Regions from separate parts of the Homo sapiens genome. Here region 1 is linked to region 2. Evidence: chromatin contacts called from ENCODE Hi-C data. All regions are on one chromosome and are shown on one strand. The core of a region is the stretch at or near the end of the contact, and the rest is flanking DNA. Distances in the headings are between cores, read along the strand shown. Region 1 overlaps TEC (tec protein tyrosine kinase). Region 2 holds the start of FRYL (FRY like transcription coactivator).

Region 1 (3,145 bases), core at 353-2,852, 580 kb after region 2:
ACCCTGTCCTGATGGGAAATGCAGGGTAGCTGGACATGAATGTCTACAGTGTCCCTTTCCTGGGGTACTTCTTTAGCCTGGAGGATGGTTTTATGCCTAGTTAGCCCACCTGGAACCTGGGGACTCCCTCACATGGGGAACTTGTTTATCTTATTTATCTGGCAGCCACTGTTGTGGCTCTTGTCTGACCCATGTCCAGCTTACACCTGCCTGACCATCGCCCTGGCGCCGGGAGCCTGACTTGATATTCCCCCCAGGATCCCTGGGAAAGCATGGCCTGAGGCAGCTGCAGCCACTGGTTCTTCAGATGAAAAGTGGAAACTCAATACATCACCAGGTAGGAAATGAGTTCAGAGATTTTTACTTACAGATCTTGGACAGGAAGGGCGGAATGGGCTGGGAGGGCAGTCCTCCATCTCCGGGTTGCATGAGGCAGGAATGGAGTCAGGCAGAGAGAGAAAATGCATGTGGGAATTGGCAGTATATATAAGGGGTAGGGTGTGGGGTCACTTTGAGTTCCTGGGCAAAGGCCTAAATGGTGCTTTTAAGGGAAGCTTCGATAAAGTGGGGAACCCTGTCTGCTAGATAGGAGAGATGCCTTTAAATTCTTATCTCTGGCTGCTGGCCTGAGCCATTTGGGTGTGGTGTGGAACTAGAACTATCAAGGGTGACTGAGCCCTGCTTTGGGTATGAAAAAGTTGAATCTATTCAAAATGGATGCTGAGGCAACATGAAAGTATAAGAATTCACTTCAGGACTAGGACAGTTAATTGTGGAAAAGTAGCAAGATAAGGACTAGTATAACAAGGTTTGTACAGCTTTCCCTCAGCCTCAGCTCCCCATCTCTGGTGATAAGAATGAATGTCTTTCGTCCTCCTGGTATAAGGAGGGCACCTTTTTCATGGGAGTTAATCTCATGCTTTCAAGAAGAACAAGGAAGGTCACAGTGCCCTTCTTGCATGTGCTGTTTTTTTTAAGTGCCTTTAACTCAATCCATATGCCGAAGTAGCATATTTTTGGGTGCTTACCATGTGCCAAACATGGTCTTATATGCTTTTTAAGTATTAACTTTAATCCTGTGAACTGTTTGAGGCAGATACAGTTACTATTCCCATTTTACAGATGATGAAACTAAAGAACAGAGAGGTTGAGTACTTTGCCCAAGGTTGCAGAGTGAGCATGTGGCAGAGCTGGGACCCCAGCCCATGCAGCCTGATTCCCAGAGCTCTGAACCATTGTACTGCACTGCCTCTGGATAGCTTTGTGATATTTTTTGGGCTACCAAATTGTGTGTTTATAGAAGGATCAAACATATATTAATCTTTATATTCACCGGAATATGACTTAGCCGTCAAGACAGCCTGACAAACCGGCAAAATATGTCTTTGTAACATTACTCTTGTGCTTTGAAGAGGAATTTTTGACCAAAGATGCTCCCTGCTATCGTGTGTTAAATGCTGTGAGTTACCAGAGATCAATTGTTCCTAACGTAAAAAGGAAGTGCTAATCTAGTCACTGGCTGGCTCAGTATTGGTTTCATACTGTAAGATAGAACTAAAATAACAGCCTCGAAGGGTAAAAATAGTGGAGTCACATGAAGCATCAACCGTCATTTTAAAAACAGAATTGTAAGACCCATGAGGAAAGGTTAATTTCTTTTTCTGTTTGAAAAGAGTGGATGTTGGTAGACACTGGTCGTTTCTATTACGGCCTCCTGTAATTTTAGAAAACCGATATTTGTCATGACCTGAGGAAACATCTCATTCATGGCTTTTATAAGACATAGTCAAATTCAGCATCAACTCTCAGAAGATCTTTCTTGGAGTCTAGAAGGTAGGTGTGAGGATCGTTTCTTAATCAAAACTAGTGGCTCTCGCTTTTAGGTTTCCTAAGGGCTAGTATGCTTTTCAAAAATAATATTAGTAGCTAAATTGATCAAGCACTTAAACTGTTTGTCAGCGTTCTTCCAAAAGCTTTACATGAATTGACTCTTCGAATTCTTACTGCAATCATATGAAGTTCTGGTGCTATTATTCATCCCATTTAATAGCTAATGAAGTGTAGGCACAGAGAGGTTAAGTAACTTGTTCAAGGAGATACAGTGAGTAAGTAGCAGAGCTGAGATTCAAACTCAGACAGTTGGGCTTCAGACTTTTTGCTTTTAAGCAGTAAGCTCTATTATAGAGGCCTGCTGGTTCTTAGCCCAGGGAGATCTAAGACGTGTAAACCAGAATGCCTGCCCACACTGAGTAGGGATCTTCCCCACTCAGTCTACTAACTTGCATGCCAGTCTCCTCTGGAAACACCATCACAGACACAATCAGAAGGAAAGCTTTACCAGCTCTCTAGGCAGTCCTTCTTCCAGTCAAGTTGATACCTAAAGTTAACCATCACACCTTCCAAGACTGGTTGCTGCATAGGTGCTATAATGTGGTATCTCTGTACCACCAGAAGGGAGGTGAGGCGGGGGTAAGGAAGAGAAAAGCAGACAGATAAAGCTTCTGTTGCAGGTGCTGGTGGGCACTCAGTGAGTGGCGTGGCTATTGGACAGTGGGGATTCTGTATTTTGCACTGTGGGGGCATCTCTCAGAATGGCCAGATATTCTGCAACAGGGATGAATGAGAGTTAGTTTCACTAGAGCAATTGAGAGTTAGTTGCATTAGCAAGAGCAAACTAAGAGGGAACAAATAGTTTAATTATGGCTCCTAGCTGTGATAGCCAGCAAAGAGTACAACATTGCAGCCTAGATTTCTGTATCTTACTCATTTGCCCTTGATCAATTTGTTTAACTCAGTGCCCCATTTACCCAACAGTAAATTGCAGATGCTAAATGACTCATTACTTTGGCAGAGTCACTGGTTCTGTAATTAATTATGGAGCACTTTAAGATTGATGAATGCAAGGAGCTGTGCACACACGACCTGTACGAGCAGTTGTATAAACATCGGGATTGTTGTTGTTTCTAAGGCTTGCTTCCTGTTCTGAGCCCAGTGTGCACTTTACCACAAAGGACAGCAAAAGCTTTATTAGTAGCAATTAAGAAATGTGCCATCTCTGCTTTTACTGGTTTATGATGGGCTCTTTTTCTATTCTCAAAAAAAAAGTTTGTAAGTAGATTCAGTTACAACTTTGATCAGGCTTTAA
Region 2 (3,183 bases), core at 489-2,988:
TAGTATCTTCTTCTTCTTATATTCTAATGTAGAATATTAGAACCCAGAAGCAGTCTCAGAGTTTGAGAGTGGTAAGTGAGTAAACCAGAAGTATTAGTTTAGCTTGGCTGCAGTTTTATTATACAGTAAAATCAGAATAGGCTAAGCATAGGGATTTAGTTATAGGGACTTAATAGGGAGGATGTGTGTATCTGTGAAGGCCATATAAATGCAACCCAGATAGTTCATCGTCTCTTGCCCCCACTAGTGATACCTAAACCACCTTCCTGCAACGTTCCCTTTTGTTTCCTGCTCTTTCATATTTTCGGGAATCCTCATGAAATTTTTCACCTGTATTTGGGGAAAAGTCCTATGAACTACCAACTACTGATGTTTACTTACCCTTCTCTGTCATCATCAAGCCCCTTTTCTAGGGTACTGCTGAGCACTGACACTTCCTTGGCACCATTAGATTATACTGGGGTATCACTGCAAATGTACTAAAGCCCCCGGGGTACACAGTCTTCAAGGTTCATCGGCAAAGAGGGAGAGAACACATAACCATTTTCCCCTAACATTCTTAGATGGGTACCGAAGCTGTACCTGTACTCAATTTTAGTGGAAATAAACCTTTTAGTTCTTACAGCTCCAGTGGGAAACTGGGGAAACTCTAAAGCAGACCCCGCACTAGGCTTCCCCATAATTTCTTCTCTTTTCAATGCGTGAGGTTCTGCTCCATGGTCAAGCTTCTGGTATCAGATTCCCTCTTTCCCTTAGACAGACTCGTTTTCTCCTGAGAGGCATCTCAGTTGTTCAAGTGACCTGGGGTGTTTTTCCTACAGTTCTAGCAAGGGGGAACGAAGTCCTACACTTTGAGGATGGCATAAGGGTACCATCTACTTAATTTTTTCAAAAAAGTAACAGGTCTCGTGGAAACGCGGGAACGTCACAGAGGACGTGACTTAAACGGAACTTGTAATGGAAATGATTTTCTAAATGAACAATTGCGAGACAAGCAAGGAAACCTCCAGGTTTGCAGATAACTTGATTAAAGCTCTTCCGGGTGGCAAAATGCCAGTGCAATCAATGGTATGAGTAGGGCGGACAGTGGATGAAACTTGTTGAGTAAATCTCAGGAGGAATTAGCACTGGACTTTCAGGTATTCTAACTCAATTCTAACCATTCCATTCTCTGGATCATTGGATAAGGTTCCGCAGGATCCGGGCGCCAGCTCTGGATACATTACTGATCGGGAGAAAATTTTGAATTTTTCTCTTGTCCCTTTCCAGCTTTCCTCAATATAGGATATGAGTTTGTCCTCGACCCCTAACAACATTTAAAGGTAAAGTCGCTCCTAGAAGGCAAAGCGGAGAGGACTTTGCGGCTGTGTTTCTCAAGCCCGTAAAGAGAGAGTAATAATGGTAGGGAGCGTGCAGACTAGCTCTTTCCTTGCCCAATCAAGTGTACAGGAAGATGTCCTTTCACCAATAAAAATAAAGTTCGCTTTCCGGAGGCGGGAGGGTGAGCCTTGACTGCCAGGGCTCCAAAGCAACGTTAGAGGCGAGGGCAGAGAATGATTAGAGGGAAGACCAACCCGGGAAAAGGGGCGGGGAGAAGGTAGGAGCAACTTTGAGCGGCGGCTGGCCAGGCCAGTGGAGGGCGAGGACTGCTGTTCCTGTTGTAGTGTTTCTCGCCAATCAGGAAGGCCAGGGGGCGGGCGGGGTAGGGAAGGGGTGGGAAGACCTCGCAGCACAGCCGGGCGCCCGTCGGGCTCTGGGAGAGAGCGAGAGAGAAATCCGGTTAAAATCAGAGTCGGAGGGAGGTTTAACCACAGATCGGTTCCGATCGGATTATTCCTTAAAGGGGACGCGCCATTGTCAAGAGAACGGAGCCAGGGGCCCGAGGGCGGGGACCGGCGGCGCTGGAGGAGCGAGGCAGCTGTACTAGGACTGGGAACGGGTAGGTGTTGACTGGGGAAAGGCGCTTCATTTTACTTTCTCTTCCAGCCCCGGGGCAGGCGCCGGGATGCCCGCCGCCGGCAGCCCAGCCTGGGCGGGAGACGAGGTCGTCGGCCCTCGCCAGCTGTCCTTCCTGGTGGGCGCCGAGGGAAGGCGGTCCAGGATGGCTGGCAAGCGGCGCGGCGCGGCCCGGGCCGGCGCTCGTAACGGACACCAAACCGCGGCGCAACCCCAGCCTCAACCGAAAGCCCGCCCGAGCTCCGGCGGTTCCGCCGGCAGCGCCGCGCGCCCGTCTCTCCCGCACGTCCCCTTCCCCTCCAGTGCCTGGCTCTTCTCGCGCGCGCCCGGGTACCCCTCGCGCGCCGCCTTCTCGCGCGTCCTGCTCTGGTCGCGCGCCGCCTCGCCACCGACTCGCGGGAGCCGCCCCGCGGGAAGGAAGGCGGTGGCAGAGGTGGAGGAAGACCGGCGACCACGGCTCCGCCGCCTCGGCTGGGAAGGGAGGGCTGAGGAGCAAACTTAGCGCGGCGGCTGGCGGGCCCCGGCGGGCAGGGCTGGCGGGGACCGGCGGAGCGCGCCAGCCCAGCCGGGCATTGTCCGCCTTTTCCCTTGCTCTGGTCTCTCCGCCCACTGCTCGCGGTCCTGGGGAGGGGTGCGGGCGCTGTGCCCGCGCAGCCCCGGGCCGTTGGCGTACCCCGGGACCCGGAGTCTTCCGGAGCCGGAGCCAGCCCTGCGGACACCGCGGCCACCGCCCGCGAGCTGACTCGGCCTGTAGATTGCCTGCTGCTCTCAGCCTCGGCACCGGGCAGGGTGCCTGGGCGCTGAGCTCTTCTTTGCAACTTTTATTTGCCGTTTGATGGAAGTTGTTGCTTCCGGGCGGCAGGTTCTTTGGGCACAGCCTGGTTTCCTGCGTTCTGGAGAGGCTGGTTTCTAGGGCGAAATGATTTATTGCTGCCGGTCTTTCCTGCCATCCTAGTTTAGTTCCTCGCCACCTAAAATCGCATTTTTGTGGATTTGCAATGATATGGGAGCATTAATCTTTCCTAGGCCAAGATTTGAAAAGAAAAAAAAGGGGGTGGGGGTTAGGGTGTGTGCTGGTGAGGAGCAAGAGTTCTTAGTAGAGCTGAGTTTGCCCTTACCTTTGAACTGCGGAAAATATTACTTCGATTCACTGGCTGGGGTTCTTTTGGAAGGGTAGGGGAAAAAAGACACAGCAAGACAGGTTGCCAGGGTCTGTCGGATTGGGGG

Evidence for each region. A loop is a pair of places that touch in the nucleus more often than their neighbours do. Pooled maps may share reads with other maps.
Region 1: a loop to region 2 is called in a pooled map, with 7 times the contacts of the local background. The contact joins the enhancer-like site here to the promoter of FRYL in region 2. A Hi-C loop is called at or near these places in 1 of 37 single-sample maps with no recorded cell type and 3 of 50 pooled maps.

What each region holds. Positions count from the first base shown.
Region 1 is chr4:48,195,313-48,198,457 of GRCh38, reverse strand. All of the region lies in intron 2 of TEC (tec protein tyrosine kinase), which reads left to right. Among named protein-coding and RNA genes, the nearest start is that of TXK, 63 kb to the right of the region's middle. RefSeq lists enhancers at 526-695, 2,255-2,304, 2,325-2,374. Within about 2 kb of position 1,602, at least 3 of the 41 ENCODE cell types and tissues checked have a DNase peak (open chromatin) inside an H3K27ac peak, as active enhancers do.
Region 2 is chr4:48,778,834-48,782,016 of GRCh38, reverse strand. FRYL (FRY like transcription coactivator) reads left to right here and starts at 1,738. Exons shown (of 64, transcript NM_015030.2): 1 at 1,738-1,939. RefSeq lists silencers at 1,693-1,802, 1,893-2,772.